3 separate regions of the Homo sapiens genome follow, and regions 1 and 2 are each linked to region 3. Evidence: read pairs that join two places in POLR2A ChIA-PET (ENCODE). Cell type or tissue: CD4-positive, alpha-beta T cell. All regions are shown on one strand. Each heading gives the region's core, and the rest is flanking DNA. Links, peaks and the distances in the headings are about the cores only.

Region 1 (5,000 bases), core at 1-5,000, 370 kb before region 3:
TCATTATCACCAATAGCTACCCAGTCCTAGCTACTGTTAAAAAAAAAAAATGATTTATGGGATATAGTCTTTACCCTAATGGAGAAATAAATGCTTGATGGTCTAAATTATAACTTAGAATATGTTTTTCTATAAGAAAACATAAAGGATGGTTTGATGGCAACAGTGCATTAATACATTAGATATTTAATAGTTCAGGGGCTGATCTGGATTAGACAATCCAAAGTGCTGGGATTCTAGGCGTGAGCCACCGCGCCCGGCCACATAAATATCTTTATTGCGAATGTATTCCTACTCACACATGAGATCCACTCAAGCATTTGCATAGTAGAAAATGAACCTTAGAATTATTTTTCAGTCAAGAAGAACCCATGTTCTTCTTTTGATTTCAATAAAGACCGTTCTTCCTAGCAATTGTAATTAGGATAATGACTTAGTTATTTTCTCTTTTTTTGAGACGGACTCTCGCTGTGTCACCTAGGCTGGAGTGCAGGTGCGATGGTGTGATCTCAGCTCACTGCAGCCTCCGCCTCCCGGGTTCAAGAGATTCTTCTGCCTCAGCCTCCTGAGTAGCTGGGATTACAGGCGTGTTACCACCAAGCCCAGCTAATTTTATATTTTTAGTAGAGACAGGGTTTCACCATGTTGGCCAGGCTAGTCTCGAACTCGTGACCTCAGATGATCCGCCCACCTCAGCGTCCTTAAGTGCTGGGATTACAGGTTTGAGCCACCACGCCTAGCTATGATAGTTACTCTTATCTTTTGAGTTCTCAAGATGTATGAAGACATAACACCTGTATCTAAGAATTCCAGAGAAAGGAGGAAGACTAAATAGAATACAGTTAAGAAAAATACTGACAGACATGTACAGAATTATTTCAGTGAAATCATAGAAGGTGAAGAAAGGCTTTCCTGAAGAAGTAAATGTAAAAGCTAGCTAAATGTAGAAAATAGGCACAAGCATCCCAGACAGAAGGAACAGCATATGCAAGATACAGAAGTAAGAACCAGCACAACACATTCTGGGTTTTAAGGAGGAGAGAGTAAATGAAGGGAATCTGAATGTATGTGCATGTACTTACATATACACTTGCTTGTGAGTAGGCATTGGGTAATGGTGGTGAGAGTGTTGTAGAGTTGAAACTAGGGATACTGAGTTTACGTAGGAGGCTTCTGAAATAAAACAAGAAATGATTAGTGTGAACTCAAATAATGACTGTAGGCCTGATAAACAAGGGATGAATTTGAGAGTGATTTAGGAGATGGAATAAACAGCATTTAGTGTCCAGTTGTAAGAAGTACTTGAGGAGGCAGCATCTTGGATGACTCCCAGGTTTCTGCCTTGGGTAGCCACCTAAATACTGTCAGCTTTCCATTCACTGTGATAGGGAATGCAGGTGGAAAAATGGGTGTGTGTTTTGTTTTGTTCAATTTTTTTCCAGGAAGCTAAGGGTTTCATGACTATTTGTGGTTGAACACCAGTAAAGAACCTCTACTGCTTGGGAGGTGAGAACTAAATGAGAGCTGAAAATGCATTTTGTATTTGAGAGTATAGGTTGTATTATGTAGTAGAAAGAGCTTGAATGAACTTTGAACTCAAACTTTGGTTGGAATCTTGGTTCTCACATTACTAGTAGCTATGTGCCTTTAAGCAAATTATTTAGTTTCACTAAGACTTAGCTTATTCATTTGTAAAGTTGGGAGAATGATAGCCTTTTAAGATTATTGTTAAATGAGATGAGCTTCTGGGTCTGGAAGATAATGGCAACTGTCCAAATCTAAATCTCTCCGCATGTCCTCCCCAAAAGCTGTAAGAACAAAAGGACTCCACACACACATGCACACACACATATATATACACAGAAACCATACATAACTGACACTTTCAGCACTACCGCAAGACAGATGATACCATGAATTTTTAATTACCTTTATACAAGGAAATAGCACATTACAATGGTTCCTGTTGCTGCTACAAACCTGTGAGTGGGAAGAGCTGGGTAAGGAAAGGCTTAAGAGACTGAGAAAATAGGAGAAGGGAACAGAGGTTAAAATAAACCACAGGCAACATCACCCTCAGAAAAAGTCCTCAGCGTTGCCAGGTACAAAGACAGGCCTAGGACTTGGTAATTTATAGAACTAGCTACAGGAAGCTGTATGAAAGTGAGAGGGGCCACAAGCAGCAGCTTCAGAGTAGCATTGCTCCTAGAAGAGACAGAGAAAAGAACGACACCTCTTGGAGGCATGGCAGCAAGAGGAAAGGAAGGAAGTGGGGATAAAATTGAGGCTTCTAGAGAAATGAAAGAGAAACAAGGCACGGCAACCCAACCCCCACCCAACAACTCCACCGTAACACCGTCCATTATAGGCGCTCCTCTTTACTAATCTGCAGAAGTGAATGCTCTTAAACTAAGAACCCAAGAACCCTATGCTCAAGAATAGAAATGAATCAAATGCTACACAAAGCTACTTTAAGAGGAATATAAAAATTTGAAAGAAAGTGTTTCAGTTGATAAAACTTCTCCCCAAAAAAGCAAATGCAAAGGGAAAGGGCATCTCAGTGCTCCAACCAAATAAAATATTCTCAAACAAATCTGTGAACATACTACAAAAACCACAAACTTAGAAGCAGAAATCTAAACTCTGACATGAAAAGAAGTGAAAAAGGAAGAAGTGCAACAAAATTTGATTGAACACAGGAAAGAAATTGAAGAGAAAGGCAAAGCCATCTCGGGAGACTACAGTAATCCAGCTTTATAGCTGTGGTTTCGCTTTCTGCAGTTTCAGTTAGCCACAGTCAACTAGAGTCCAAAAATATTAAATGGAAAATTCCAGAAATAAGCAATTTTAAATTGTTTTTGTTTTTTGGTTTTGGTTTTTTTGAGACAGAGTCTTGCTCTGTCACCCAGGCTGGAGTGCAATGGCACTGTTACCAGGGGTCCTTGCTCCCAGAGCTCCCAAGATGGCAGCGGGCTGCTTCCAAGCTTGTGGCAAGTCTCACGTTCTCTGACCTGGGGTTCTTGGCCTCACGGATTCCAAGGAGTGGAATCTTGGGCCATGCAGTGAGTGTTATAGCTGTATTAGAAGCCGTGGGTCACGGAAGAGAACCTTGGAACCCAGTGACTAGTGTTCAGCTCAATTAGGATGAACCCGGGCACTTAGCTGTGCAGGAACAATGGCAAGCCTTTAGCCCAGTCGGGAAGAGCAGTGGGCGCCTCGCTGGATCAGGAGCACAGCAGACACCCTGCCGGATCCGGAGGGATGGAAGTCAGCGGCAGGTCTGCGATGGTGGCAAACAGCAGTGGTGGATGGGGAATGAAAGCTCAGCTCGAGCCGTAACAAACACGGACCAGAAAAGAGTGCAGTTGCAAGATTTAATAGAGTGAAAACAGAGCTCCCATACAAAGGGAGGGGACCCAAAGAGGGTAGCTGTTGCTGGCTTGAATGCCTGAGTTTATATCCTGATCATTGTCCCTCCCGCTGTGCTCTCAGGCAATAGATGATTGGCTATTTCTTTACCTCCTGTTTTTGCCTAATTAGCTTTTTAGTGAGCTCTCTTTACTACCTGATTGGTCGGGTGTGAGCTAAGTTGCAAGCCCCGTGTTTAAAGGTGGATGCAGTCACCTTCCCAGCTAGGCTCAGGGATTCTTAGTCAGCCTAGAAAATCCAGCTAGTCCTGTCTCTCAGCACGATCTCAGCTCACTGCAACCTCCGCCTCCCGGGTTCAAGTGATTCTCCTGCCTCAGCCTCCCAAGTAGCTGGGACTATAGGTGTGTACCACCATGCCTGGCTAATTTTTGTATTTTTAGTAAAGATGAGGTTTCACCATGTTGGCCAGTCTGGTCTCAATCTCCTGACCTCAGGTGATCCTCCTGCCTCGGCCTCCCAAAGTACTGGGATTACAGGCATTAGCCACTGTATCCAGCCACAATTACAAGTTTTAAATTGGATGCTTTTCTGATTGGTGTGATGAAGTCTCCAGCCATCCTGCTCCATCCTGCCCAGGATGGGAGTTATTCCTTTGTCTAGGATATGCAGCTGTTTATGCCACTGGTCCATTAGTCATTTAGTAGCTGTCTTGGTTATCAGATCAACTGTGGTGGTTTTGAAGTGCTTGTGTTCAAGTTACCTTTATTTTATTTAATAATGGCTCCAAAGCGCAAGAGTGGTGATGCTAGCACATTGTTATAATTGTTGGATTTTATTATTAGTTGTTGTTAATCTCTTATTGTGCCTAATTTATAAAGTAAGCTTTATCATAAATATGTATATATTGCAAAAACATTATAAGGTTCAATACTATTTAAGGCTTCAGGCATCCAGTGGGGGTCTTGGAATGTATCCCCCACAGATAAGGGGGGACTACTGTATATTAATTACAAGGTGCCCGTGGAGAATAGATTCAAATAAAAATCTAATAAGAGCCATTGATAAAAGGAAGGAAAACAACCAAGAGAATGTAAAAAGTAGTTTAAATTCAATACAGGCAAAAGAAGACCTAACATACTTAAAATTGGAGTCCCTAAAGAAGAAAAGCAAATCACTAGAACAGAACTAATTAAACCATAACTCAACACTTTTCAGAAATAATAGGAAATTTCAAATTTTACATATTAAAAGGCCCCATCATGGACAGATTAATACAGAACAGCTCTGAGTCATAGCCTAGTAAAACTATTAGATTTTAAAGACTTTTTTCCTGGGCCTCTTGAGAGGGGAAAAAAGATTATATTATTAATAAAATCAGGCTGACATCAGATTCCTTAAGAACAATATATTTTTTTTTGGTCTCACTCTGTCACCCAGGCTGGAGTGCAGGGGCATGATCTTGGCTCACTGCAACCTCCGCCTCCCAGGTTCAAGTAATTCTCATGCCTCAGCCTCCTGTAGCTGGGATTATAGGCATGCACCACCATGCCCAGCTAATTTTTATATTTTTAGTAGAGCTGGGGTTTTGCTGTGTTGGCTAGGCTGGTCTTGAACTCCTGGCCTCAAGTGAT
Region 2 (5,000 bases), core at 1-5,000, 890 kb after region 3:
ATTAGGAGGGAGGGGTTTATTTTTTTCATGAGAGCTGTTTTTTAAATAAGATTGCCGCAAAGAGAACTCAAATGGGAGCCACATAAACAGGCAATTTTAACAGCCACATAAGAGGCAACTTACTTTAAGAGGAAGAAATATGAAAACTTGCTTCTAAAATTAAGGGTGGGAGTGCAAAAAACAAAAATAAAATCTCCAAGGAACAGCCAAATGAAAACAACAGAAGCTGAAGAAAGAGAAAGGACCAAGAGGCAACTATGCTGCTTTCAAAACTCCCAGAAACAAAGTTTTAATTCCGTGATTAGTATTAGTCTTTTTAGGGATGGAGTTGGGTTGGGAGGAACAACTTTTTGGTTTAAAAAGGATGGGGATATTACTGGAATTGGCCATTTAAAAGCATTTATTTTTTATTAGGCAGGCATGGTGGTACCCGCCTATAGTCCCAACTACTTGGGAGGCTAAAGTGGGAGGATCACCTGAGCCCAAAAGATAGAGGCTGCAATGAGCTGCAACAATCATGACACTGCACTCCATCATGGGCAACAGAGTGAAACCTTGTCTCAAAAAAAAAAAAAAAAAAAGCATTTGCTTTGTATCTAAAATTAGGTATAATTTATACATTTGAATATACAAATATTTATTGGAAGTTTACTAGGTGCCAGAAGGAAACAAAACAGTGTTTCTGATCGCATGGATTTTACATGATAGTGAGGGAATGCAAAAATAAAATCATTAACAAATAAATATGTCAGGTAGCATTAAATTTTGAGAAGAAAAATAAAGCAGTGAAGGGGAACAGAGCAGCAGGAATGTACCCAGTATTTTAAATTGAATGATCAAGGAAGGGTGCTGGTTATTCTCTGATCGCCATCTCCTCCCTCACCCTTTTCAATTCATTCTCCACTTTGCTTTGCTCTCCAAGATGGCCCTCAATTATTTCTTGGCTTCTACTGTTCATACTCTGGTATAGTCTCTTCCCACACTGAGTCAGAACTGATCTGTGTGACTAATAGAATGTGGCTGAAGTGACAATGTGTGATTTTTCAAGGCTAGGTCATAACAGGCCCTGTAGCTTCCACCTTGGCCTCCTTGAGCATTTGCTCTGGGGGAAACCAGGTGCCATGTTGTGAGGTCACTCAAGTTGCCCTGTGGAGAGGTCGATGTGGGGAGGATCTTAGGTCTCCTGTCAACAACCAGCACCAACTTGCCAGCCATGTAAGCGAGCCACCTTGGAAATGGATCCTCCACCCCAGACAAGCCTTCAAACAACTGACATTTTGACTGTAACCTCAAGTTAGACTGAGGGCCAGAAATGTTAAGATAAGCTGCTCCCAAATTCCTGACCCACAGAAACTATAAGAGAAAAAAAGTATATATTGTATGAAACCGCTGTTTTGGGGATCATTTGTTATATACCAGTAGATAACTTGTATAGTACCCAGTACTTCATTACTCCAACTCCCTCGATCTCTGATTTCCATCTGTGTTAGACCAGCGGGTAGAAAGTGAGGTCAGTGTGTCTATTCCTCAGCATTCTTCTCTGGTCCTGGTTTCCTTCCTCAAGAACCACAACTTCTTCTGGGCAGCCCCACAGGTGTCCAGGACTGCAAATCTCTGCATTCCTCCAACACTAGCCCATTCGAGCCTAGGTGTGGCATCAGATCTTGCTGTTGGTTTCCTGATCCCCACACATACCTCTGTAAATACTCCCTTCATTCTCCTAAAAATGGTGTGCCTTCTATTTCCTAATATACCCAGGCTGATACAAACATCCTCCTGCAGGAGAAGACATTTAGACAGAGACCTGAAGGAAGTGAGAGGAGGCCTCCTAACATCTAGGGAAGAATATTTCAACAAGTGCACAGTACTCTCCCCTGAGACTGCAGAAGTTGGGTGTGTTCAGAAGCATCAAGGAGGGGTCAGCATGGATAGAGCAGAATGCACACATAGGGTATAAGGATGGGGCAGTAGTCGGGGGCTATACTTCATAGAGTTTTGTTGGTCACGGTTGTATTCTGAGTGTGATGTACAGCCACGGGGTGGGAAATGGTCTGAACAAGGGCATGACATGATCTGACTTGCATTGTGAGACCAGAATGACGCTAGCCAAAATAGAAACTAGAACAATGAGGAGGGCCTTTTGGAATTTAGAAAGATGATGTTGGCTTGGCTTAGGATGACAAATAGTAAAGGCAAGGGGGAGAGATTGGATTCAGGCTCTATTTTGAAACTAGGGCTATAAGAATTTGCTGCTGACTTGGATGTGAGGGAAGGAGAGTAAGGGTGAGGAAGACTCCAAAGTGAATGGTGACTGGTGGAGCTATTTACTAGGATGGACTCAAGAGAGTGGAGGGGGCAGTGTGGAGTGAAGAGGGAAGGAAATCAAGAATTTGTTCATCTCAATTTCCAAAGAGGAAAAAGGAAAAGCCTAATCTTCCACTGTTAAAAAGGAAGATGAGAGGTAATTTTTCATTTTACAAAAAAAAAAAAAAAAAAAAAAAAAAAGAAAAAGGACCTGTATTCATAGAGTAACATCCCTATGTCCTGGCCTATTAGAATATCGCCATTAGAAGACTTTTTAAAATCAAGGAGCACATTCTCAATTTTAGTTGGAAGTGCGATCACCTCTTGGTAATTTGACTCTCCAAAGGTCAGACTAAATAAATCCAGGAGCTAAGGCCTTCTGAGGGTCCATGGCCCCTCTCGTCTGTGATAAAACTCAACCCGCCTGTAGGTGGAAGATTCTACACCACTGAGGATTCTAATTATCCTGCCTGTAAAAGATAATCTCACTGGTTAACTTCACATGACTTTCTTTTTTTTAAATTTGAAATGTGACTACCTTCAGCTCCAGGATGTGACAGGAAACAAGACTCAACAGATACTTCCGCTTTTCTTGGGACAGCACCCTTCAGCCCACTTCCGTAGTCAGGGCTACTCTTACCATAAAAGTAGAGCTGTGCCCCCACCCAAACCAAGAGGCTCACTTCTTACACAACGTCGGTTACCTGCTTTTCCTTTGCAGACTTGAAGTGTCAGAGAATCTGCCAATTGGGGTTGACACTCCCGCTTACAGACTTCCCTCTACAGACGCTGCAGAGACCAAGTGGCATTCGTCACCTCTCCTCTGTGCTGAGGGGAGAAGGCGACGCCCTGTGCCTCATGGTGGGGTCAGCTGCATGCTCACTCCCACCCTCCCAGTCTGCAGCCTGCCTGGGGATGCCAGTTCACAGGCCTGTCTTGATGCCAACGGGCGTTTGTTGTTGTTGTTGATTTCATAATGACCTCTGTCTAAAAATTCTGTAGGCTTCCAGGAAGGGACACAGCATACCGTGATAAAATGGATTTTTCCACCCCTCCCCCCCTCTGGTTACCATGGAAACTCTGAATGACTGATTTCCTGGTTGCCATGTAGATGCAGTGGGATCCCAGCCGCTGCACCACACAAAGACGTCAGTAAGAATAGCGAGAAAACAAAACAAAACCAAAAGAATCATGTTTGAAAAGACAAAGGATTGCATCTCAAGCTTTCTTCTCTCACACAAAAGTGGAGGGAAGGAAGCAATTGTAATTAGGAATGGTGCCCTTCCTGGAGTAGGGGTGCATGCACCTGTCCCACATGGGAGGGAAGACTGGAAAAAGGGGAAATCCCTTTTTTGTAGCCAGGGGTGTTGGCATGGTGACGGGCAGGCAGATGCCATTCTCAGGTGACTAGAGCCCTTCAGCACTCAGCCTGCGTTCCACCAAGGAAACCTGAAATATTCAGCTGGGTGGCAGAATTAAGTTAGGTAGAAAACAAAGCAAAAAACAGGTCGCACACACATTTTTTTAGAATGTTCTTCTTTTTATAGTTCTAAATTTTAGAATTAAGATTCCAAATGCTTGAATTTAATATGGGGTTGAGGTTGAATTTTTACTTCTATCCAACAACTTCAGAGAATTAACAACAAATTTAGCTGCTTTCCTGTCTTTTTAAAATTGATTTGTAACAGCCTGATAAAACCACATAAGAAAAATTGATTAATCCAGGTTTATATGGTTTTCATAACCTAGGTATTATCCATCTTTAGTAATATGTATGATGAGAACTTGTGTGTGAAAAAAATTGTATGTAAAAAATATTCTATATTACTCCAAATATATACAAAAACTAAAATGGTTGATAACTCACCTCCTTGATTTTTCATGATTATATCTGAGTCAAGTAGTTTAAAATTAATCTGTTTTTCCTTTTCCAATATCCACCTTTCTGCCTTTTGACAAATGGTTTATACATTTTAAAAACTGAATCTAGTAGGATTCACAGAGTTACTGGTGCTTTACTGTTAATTTTTGGCAGCTGAATCACAAGGTCATTTTGTAATACCTATCTTGTCAAAGGTGGAAGCTGCAATGAACTGGAGTGTCCCATGTTTTATAGATGCTGGAGCAGTGATGTCGAGACAAAACTCTGTGCCCGGGGGACTACAGAGCACAAAGAGGATGGATCCAGCCCTGTAACTACCATTTCTTAATATTATTTCCAGCATATACCACTGACTCATCACTCAGGCCAGCACGTCCCAAACTGGATCAATAGGTGGCACGCAGGGTAAAAAGTGCAGATGGGGAATTCAGAGCTCAAATCATTTTGCAAAATCTTAGGTTCAAGAACATTGACCAGGTTTATTTACCATGGGACTTCTCGGGGCTTTTGATATTCTGACATCTGGGATGACTCTCTGAGAGGGAGTTCTACAGAATAAGAATGGCATTTCCCAAACGTATTTGGCCACTGAGTACTGCCTTCACAGAATCTCTCGTAGTTCTTCAGAGCATACTTTGAGAAATGCTGGGCAAGATTGCCTCTAAGATCTAATTATAGTTTAAAGATCCATGGATATTTATTTATTTATTGAGACAGGTCTCACTGTCACCCAGGTTGGAGTGCAGTGGTATGATCTCAGCTCACTGCAGCCTTGACCTCCTGGGTTCAGTCAATCCTCCCACCTCAGCCTCCT
Region 3 (8,439 bases), core at 1,676-6,675:
TACCAACTAGCTCTCTAAAGTCTGGCTGGCAAAACAGAACTAAGGTGAATGACTTTCAATTAACACACACAGTCTTACCCTTGATAAGGAAGGTTTAACTAAACATTGAAATTCCTTATTTTGGGCTTTAACTACATCTCATATTGTTCTGAAGCTATGATTAGCAATTACAGATGTCTAGTGTTTTAGAGAGTAAATAAGTTATTAAAGGTCAGTTATTTGGTAAATCTTTCAAACATACAAATTTCATGAGGAAAAAACAAAAACTCTGATTTGTGGTGAAACACTTGAGAACTACTGGTCTAGTAAAATAGGGAAAGAGGAAGGTACTCCAGAGTGACAATTACTGTTAACAGACAGTATTTGTGGATGCTCCCTAAAATAAAACTCTTTATTACTAAAAAACTTACCCAAGAAAAGTTGGTTAATAAAAGTCTCTCTTGATGAATCTAACAAAGTTCATACCTTGCTTTTCATAGCAGATGAATATGGGCCTAAGAACAATCCAGGTAAAATTTCCTAGAAAAAAAAAAATTTGAGGTATTTACCATCAGCAATTTAAATCTATAAGGCTATATAAATAAGACAAACCTTATTTGGCCAAATCAAAAGCAGCACAAGATACAACAAGATTGGAACTATTATCTATTTTTTTAATCTTTTTTTTTTTCTTTAAAAAATAGAGACGAAGTCTCACTATGTTGCCCAGGCTGATAAGGAACTCCTGGGCTCTAGTGATCCTTCTGCCTCAGCCTCCCAAACGGCTGGAATTACAGACATGAACTCCTGTGCCTGACCTAAAACTATTATCTATAGTTAATAGAAGCAAATTATTACTGTAACATAAAAATTCCAAATTCAAATATTTGCCAGTTGACAAAATTTCAACAAGTATGTACCTTCCAGATGTTGAATTCAAATTTATTTTATGTAAATTCAATACAGAAAGCTTTCAGTCTGGATATATCATACCCTAGATACTAACAGTAACTTTATAGTTCAGTTCTATAAGTCATAATTATTTGTATATAAAACTGATTTCTTCCACCAGGCTTTTGTGGGCAGAAATTACATTTAGTCATCTTTGCATTCCTCCTAACACCAAGTAAAATGCCTCATAGGTACTCACCTATTTTTTCAAAGTGAACTTTCATTAAGAGAGAAAAGTAACAGATTTTTAGAAGTCATGGGATTCCCAGGAACAAGATACTGCTTAATCCTGGGGCAAACAGACTTGACGGTAAATGGTATGAAATGCAAAAGAAAATGAACTGCTATGAGGGTTAGCTATCGTTTAATTCATTCCAAACTGAAAGTATTCAATTTGATCTTCTAGAAGACTTAATTGTGGAAGTTGATTAAAAATCGGACACAAAATGAACAATGCTTATTTGCTGTACAGACAACTCTCCCTAACTTATCTAGACAAACAGAGAAAGCAAACTGCTTTCAAAAGGAATACAAAGAAAGTATCCAATTTTTCACGTGAGGAAAAAGAAAGTGACTCATTGGCCAGGCACGGTGGCTCATGCCTGTAATCCCAGCACTTTGGGAGGCCAAGGTGGGTGGATCACCTGAGGTCACTGGATCACCTGAGGTCAGGAGTGTGAGACCAGCCTGAACAAGGAGAAACCCTGTCTCTACTAAAAATACAAAATTAGCTGGGTGTGGTGGCGCATGCCTGTAATCCCAGCTACTCGGGAGGCTGAGGCAGGAGAATCACTTGAACCCGGGAGGTGGACGTTGCGGTGAGCCGAGATCGTGCCATTGCACTCTAGCCTGGGCAACAAGAGCGAAACTCTGTTTCAAAAAAAAAAAAAACAAAAAAAAAACCAAGAGAAAGTGACTCATTAAGCACATACACCTATTACTACGTTCCTCTTTCTAATTTCCCATCGTTTTAAGATCCAAGATTAACCTTAAATATTTAAAATAATTATTTAAAATACATAATGATGAACCTACAGATCATGAAATCAGCAGGTCTCAAATCCTATAAACTAAGGTTCTTATTATGATAATAACATGGGTTGGTTTGAACAAAGAAAAGGTTGCCATACCTGCATCTCTCGTCTCATAGGGTAGGTCCACTCCTGGGAAGGAAAACATAAGAATAAAAGTAGATAACATTTAAAAAGTCACCCAATTAAAGGCTAAAGATGTGACACACAAGTATGTAGATTTTTTAAAGTTACATTATACTTTAAGAACATTTTATTAAAATAGCAGACTTGGTTTCACAAACATCTGAAAATTGAAGTGACAAGAAACAAAGCTTAAAGCATTCTTTAAATAACTAGGCTTCCAGAATTGTTATGTTACTTCATAAAATGGATGAAATTACTCATTAAACTTAAGAATAGAATAGATATTCCAGAAGATTCTCCCAAAACTGATCTTCTAAGTCAGAGATGCCAATAGATTTTTTTTGTTTCTCATGCCAACTCTAATCAACTGACAGCAGATACCTAAAACACTGTGTGGTCCAAGACAGGAAGAAGAGTGTCTGATCAACAAATAATATCTGAAATGGATAAAAGAAGAATGCTATGTCATACGTACTTGCCATCTCTGATCTAAAATGCCAAATGCTTATCAAAGAGCCTTTCCTTCATCTCACTTGGGCCTAACATTCTTGTCTAGTTCAATTATTTTAACACATATCACAAAACATAAGAGACTTCATTTTGTCTTTGGAATGCAGACCAATATAAAGAAGCTGTAAAACAACACAAAATGTCAATGGTAAAAGATAAAAAATATTTTAAAACTTAGAAAAAAAGTATAGTGAATTGAAATGAAGAATCGAAATAGACTAAAAGGCCAGGCTCTGTGGCTCATGTCTGTAATCCCAGCACTTTGGGATGCCGAGGCAGGCAGATTGCTTGAGCTCAGGAGTTTGAGACCAGCCTGGGAAACAGGGTGAAACCCCTTCTCTACTAAAAATACAAAAAAATTCGTTGGGCATGGTGGAGCCTGCCTGTAATCCCATCTACACAGGAGGCTGAGGTGGGAAGATCGCTTGAGCCTGGGAGGCAGAGGTTGCAATGAGCTGAGATCACCCCACCACTCCAGCTAGGGTGACAGACTGAGACCCCGTCTAAAAAAATACTATAGTACAGATAGTCCTCATTTGTCAGTGGGTTGACTGCATTCCAAAAGTTTCTAAGTTGGTTGCTTAAAACTCAGAATTATTATTAGTAATTAGGTTTCTGAAGTAGTCTGGAAAATATTTTTTTAACCTTTTATTTTGAAACAATTTTAGGATTATAGAAAAGTTGCAAAAATAGTACAAGGAATTCCATTTACCCTTCACCCAGATTCTCTAAGTCAGAAAAGTATTTTTTTTATTTTTTTATTTTTTGAGACCGAGTCTTACACTGTCATCCAGGTTGGAGTGCAGTGGCGCGATCTCGGCTCAATGCAAGCTCCGTCTCCCGGGTTCACACCATTCTCCTGCCTCAGCCTCCCGAGTAGCTGGGACTACAGGCACCCACCACCACGCCATAATTTTTTTGTGTGCTTTTAGTAGAGACGGGGTTTCACCGTGTTAGCCAAGATGGTCTTGATCTCCTGACCTCGTGATCTGCCCGCCTCGGCCTCCCAAAGTGCTGGGATTTCGGGAGTGAGCTACTGCCCCCGGCCCAGAAAAGTATTTTTAACACAGAAGGTAGAAATAGTATACATCTATAATGAAAAGAGAGAATAATAATCCTACAATGAGAGACAGGTTTTTTTTTTTAACTAAGAGAAACAGAAAACATTTTTATTTTTAATCTTGAAAACTGTTCTCAGCAATATAGTAGTAGACTATAAACCCCGAGTAATGACAGTTTAAAAAAATCAAAAAGCCGGGCGCGGTGGCTCACACCTGTAATCCCAGCACTTTGGGAGGCTGAGGCGGGTGGATCACCTGAGGTTAGGAATTTGAGACCAGCCTGGCCAACATGGTGAAACTCCATCTCTACTAAAAATACAAAAATTAGCCAGGCATGGTGGCGGGAGCCTGTAATCCCAGCTACTTGGGAGGCTGAGGCAGGAGAATCGCTTGAACCTGGAAGCGGAGGTTGCAGTGAGCTGAGATCGTGGCATTGCACTCCAGCCTAGGCAACATCAGTGAAACTCCATCTCAAAAAAAAAAAAAAAATCAAAAGATTCATAGCAATCAATCAGAAGGAGGCCAGTTATCCTGAGCCAGCATAAGGAAGTCCCCTGTGTTTTAATACTATAAAGAAACTAACTTTGAAATGACCAATCCACTTTTTGTTTCATTTCTGCTTTATTTAGCTAGATTTTGCCTATAAATTCAACTTCCTCTGCTCAGCACACTGAAATGCCTTTTCTAAATCTTTTGATGACACACTGCCTGATTCATGAACCACTAATAAAAGTGAGTTAGATTTTTAAGCTAAATTTGTTGTAATTTTGTCTTTTGACACAGGGTAGGCCTATGTTTGGCTTTACTAGATACTGCCAAAAGTTTTGTAAAACCACTGTACACTCCCACCAGCAATGTATGGGACTTCTAGTTGTTCTACATCTTCACTACGGCCTTATTTTAAGTGGAAACGTACTTGTAAACATAAGACAAAGTCTATGATCTGCTCAAAGTCGAACTCAGATCAAGACCAAAAAGCTAGAACTCCCAAAGGCAACATCCTCAGTGAAAGATAAACTAGGGAAAGAAAGAAAAACAAAAACTCAACTCATCCCACAGAAGTGAGTACTCTTGTCCTTCCTAGCTTTGGCTCTGGGTAGGTATTGGTAGTGGTGGAGTGGGGTCTTCCTAACCACAATCTGGCATCCACTCAAGTTTGGGGTTAGAATTCAGTTACTTTTGTGAGGCCAAGTGAGAATTTAATGTAAGTGGTCCTGGGTAGATTGCATCCCTGGATTCCTGGAAGAAGCAAATGCATATTCTCTAGAAAAACACACCTTAAACCTAGATCAGAAATAATTCACACAGATAAAGTCCCAACAAGCTCACAATCAAAAACTAATTTAAAAACAGGAAATGAGCCACCACAGGAAGCAGAAACAACTGAGTTACACTTACAAAACTGCAGATATTATAAGCAATAACGAAAAATATAAAAAATTTAAAGAAATTAGAGTATCAAAATATGACCAGACTAAGAAATTGATTTTTAAAAACACAGAATATGTAGAAATAAGAAGTATAATTGAAATTAAAAATCAGTGAATAGGCCAGGTGCGGTGGCTTACACCTGTAAATTACCAAGTACTTTGGGAGACTGAGGTAGGCGGATCACTTGAGCTCAGAAGTTTACCAGCTTGGGCAACATGGTGAAACCCTGTCTCTACTAAAAATATAAAAATTAGCCAGGCATGGAGGTGGCACGCCTGTAGTCCCAGCTACCCGGGAGGCTGAGGCAGGAGAGTTGCTTGAATCTGGGAGGTGGAAGCTGCAGTGAGCCGAGATTGCACCACTGCACTCCAGCCTGGGTGACAGAGTGAGACTCCATCTCTCATACACACACACACGAAACTCAAAAGTAAAATCAAAAGATATCATTACCTACCATTAGAATGGTTAAAGTTAAAAAAATTGACAACACCAAATGCTGGTGATGATGTGGAGCAACTGGGACTCTCACACATTGCTGGTGGGAATGTAAAATGAAATGGTAAACATACACCTACCCTATTATAATATCTAGCCATTCCACTCCTAGGCTTTACCAAAAAAAAAATATATATATATATATATATAAAAACATATATCCACACAAAGACTTATACATGAATATTTATAGCAGCTTTATTTATTGTAGTCTCAAAGAACTCAAATGTCTATGGTCTCTTCATACAAAGGAATAGTAGTACTCAGGGATAAAAGTCTACGAAGTACTCATAAACACAACAACATGGATGAATTTCATTGACATTATGCTCAGTGAAGAAAGCCACACACAAAAGAGTCCATTTGCATGATTCCATTTGTATCAAGTTCAAGAGCAAGGAAAACTAATCTATGTTGATAGAAATCTGGTTTCCTATTGTGGAATGGGAGAGGAAATGCCTGGAAATAGATGTAACCTTCTATGCTAATAGAATGTTCTTGTATCTTGATGGGGTGGATTAGTGTATGTTCATCAAAACTCAATGAACTGCACACTTACTATTTGTACATTACACTATATAAATTTTACCTTTATTAAAAAAGATCAACTAGACAAAAGACAGATTACACACAAAGGAAGGACAATCAGATGGACACTGACTTCTCAATTGCATGAACAGAAGCCAGAGGACACAAATAATTCATTCATAGTGGCAGGACAAAAACAACTGTTAATTAAGAATATATGCTCGGAAAAATATCTTTAAAGAAAAAAAGTTAAAATGTTCTTTGAAGAAGGGATACTATCACTGTCTATTTTAGTCATAGAGAACCTAAGTAACTTGATTTTGGATCCAGAGAGTCTGAACCCAGAGTTCATTCTCTGAATCAATATACTATACAGTCTTTCAATGTAAGAATGAACTTTACGGCAAACATACAGTTACAATTAAACAAATATTGGCTGCATAAAATAATGACTAATTTATGGATATTAACAGAATAGAAATAAAGCATGTAATTTCTAAGCCAGCAATGAGGGAAATGTAATTGTTTACTAGATACTTTTTTTTTCTTTTTGAGACGGAGTCTCGCTCTGTCGCCTAGGCTGGAGTGCAATGCAGTGGCACGATCTCAGCTCACTGCAACCTCCGCTTCCCAGGTTCAAGCAATTATCTGCCTCAGCCTCCTGAGTAGCTGGGATTACAAGCGCCCACCACCAAACCTGGCTAATTTTTGTATTTTTAGTAGAGATGGGGTTTCACCATCTTGGCCAGGTTGGTCTTGAACTCCTGACCTCATGATCCACCTGCCTCGGCCTCTCAAAGTGCTGGGATTACAGGCATGAGCCACCGCGCCCAGCCTAGATTCTTTAACTTACCAATGTGTTATGGTAATCTTTTTATATATGAGTTTTTTAGCCAGGTATGGTAGCTCACACCTGCAATCCCAGCCCTTTGGAAGGCTGGGGCAGGAGGATAGCTTGAGCCCGAGTTCAAGACCAGCCTGGGCAATATAGGGAGACCTCATCTCTACAAAAATTAAAAAATTAGCCAGGTGCGGTGGTGGTGCATGACTGAGGTCCTAGCTACTTGGGAGGCTGAGGCAGGAAGATCACTCGGGCTTGGGAGGTCGAGGCTGCAGTGAGTCATCATGGTGCCATTGCACTCCAGCCTGGGCAACAGAGACAGACCCTATCTCAACGAAAAAAAAAAAAAAAAAAAAAAAGAAAGAAAGGAAAAAGAAAACAGTTTTTAAAGACTTTAGGCCAAATACTCTTTTTAGTCATGGTACCCCTAATGATAAGCACAGTGCCTGACACAGAATAAGCACAAAATAGATGCATTTCAGAGATCTACTGCACTAAATGTTATTGACTTTTTTCTTTTTAAAAGATTCTCAAGTAGTCTAACAGCCAGCCTTATCTTCCTGAAGCAACTTGTCAGAGCTGTGATAAAGAAGAAAATCAATTAAAGAAATGAGTACTTTTGAATTTATCTAAAGTGAAATCACTAAATTTTGTGTAATTAAAGAAAAAAAAACAGGGCAACACATATCAAGGAATGGTGTAAATATATTCTGGGAAATACTTGTGTAAGGCAAGGAAGACTTTCCCTCTACCATCAGGATTCGATAACAGTCTATGAAATAAACTAAATGGAGAAAATGTATACAAATTTATTATGTGTATGGGAGTATCACAGGAAAGAAAAGTGTATACCAAAAAAAAAAAAGTGGTATTTTTAAAAAGTGTATACCAAAAACAAACAAAATCCGTGATATTTCAAACCAGTCTATGAAATAAACTAAACGGAGAAAAGGTATACAGATTCATTATGTGCATGGGGGTATCACAGGAAAGAAACGTGTATACAAAAAAAAAAAAAGTGATATTTAGGAGTTTATATACCCTTTATATAGCATGGGGGTAGAGGTATACAGGCAATTTAGAAGAACAATTCTGGAGAAAGATAAATGGGCCCTTAGAATAATAATAGATGATACTTTGTGTCAGTTTGTCTGGGTGTGGTGCTGACTTTTACTCTCCTCTCCAGTGATAAGAGACAATCTTCCCTGGTTGATCAAACTCCCTAGGAGCAAACTGAGCTTCTTTTGGAGGATCTGTCCTTAGGTAGGTAACAGGAGTTCAGAGAAAGTGTTTCTTTGCATTTGCTACTTTGCAAGTGTTTCCAACTTAAAGTAATCAATATATCAAGGTGTCATATTTTGGAGTGGCATTTCCTCAACACCTTCATTTGGCAATATGCCAAAAGACACTCAAAGCCACTGAAGTATCAATTTTATCAAAAAAATTCTTTAGGGAGAAACAGTATTTTCACTGGTTACTAATTTAA

The links. Peaks named below come from ENCODE experiments on the same cell type or tissue, not always from the same donor. Only the 100,000 strongest peaks of a DNase experiment are listed, where the experiment ranks them.
Region 1: POLR2A ChIA-PET joins it to region 3 with 7 read pairs; 2 of 35 experiments call an interaction of 5 or more read pairs at or near these places.
Region 2: POLR2A ChIA-PET joins it to region 3 with 6 read pairs; 2 of 35 experiments call an interaction of 5 or more read pairs at or near these places.

What each region holds. Positions count from the first base shown.
Region 1 is chr14:53,106,436-53,111,435 of GRCh38, reverse strand. All of the region lies in intron 1 of DDHD1 (DDHD domain containing 1), which reads left to right. Among named protein-coding and RNA genes, the nearest start is that of DDHD1, 44 kb to the left of the region's middle. RefSeq lists an enhancer at 2,121-2,420. In CD4-positive, alpha-beta T cell, for the core only: no CTCF peak of the experiment used is centred there; a DNase peak (open chromatin) is centred at 2,295; H3K4me3 peaks cover 1,660 bases; H3K27ac peaks cover 2,434 bases.
Region 2 is chr14:51,845,387-51,850,386 of GRCh38, reverse strand. It overlaps a transcript of GNG2 not described here. Among named protein-coding and RNA genes, the nearest start is that of GNG2, 13 kb to the left of the region's middle. RefSeq lists enhancers at 2,076-2,225, 2,787-2,846, 3,177-3,276. In CD4-positive, alpha-beta T cell, for the core only: a CTCF peak has its summit at 2,705; DNase peaks (open chromatin) are centred at 1,046, 3,006, 3,406, 3,656 and 1 weaker place; H3K4me3 peaks cover 1,265 bases; H3K27ac peaks cover 3,875 bases.
Region 3 is chr14:52,738,506-52,746,944 of GRCh38, reverse strand. STYX (serine/threonine/tyrosine interacting protein) reads right to left here. Exons shown (of 11, transcript NM_145251.4): 2 at 2,061-2,093; 3 at 466-519. Among named protein-coding and RNA genes, the nearest start is that of STYX, 13 kb to the right of the region's middle. In CD4-positive, alpha-beta T cell, for the core only: no CTCF peak of the experiment used is centred there; DNase peaks (open chromatin) are centred at 4,264 and 4,874; H3K4me3 peaks cover 1,716 bases; H3K27ac peaks cover 4,581 bases.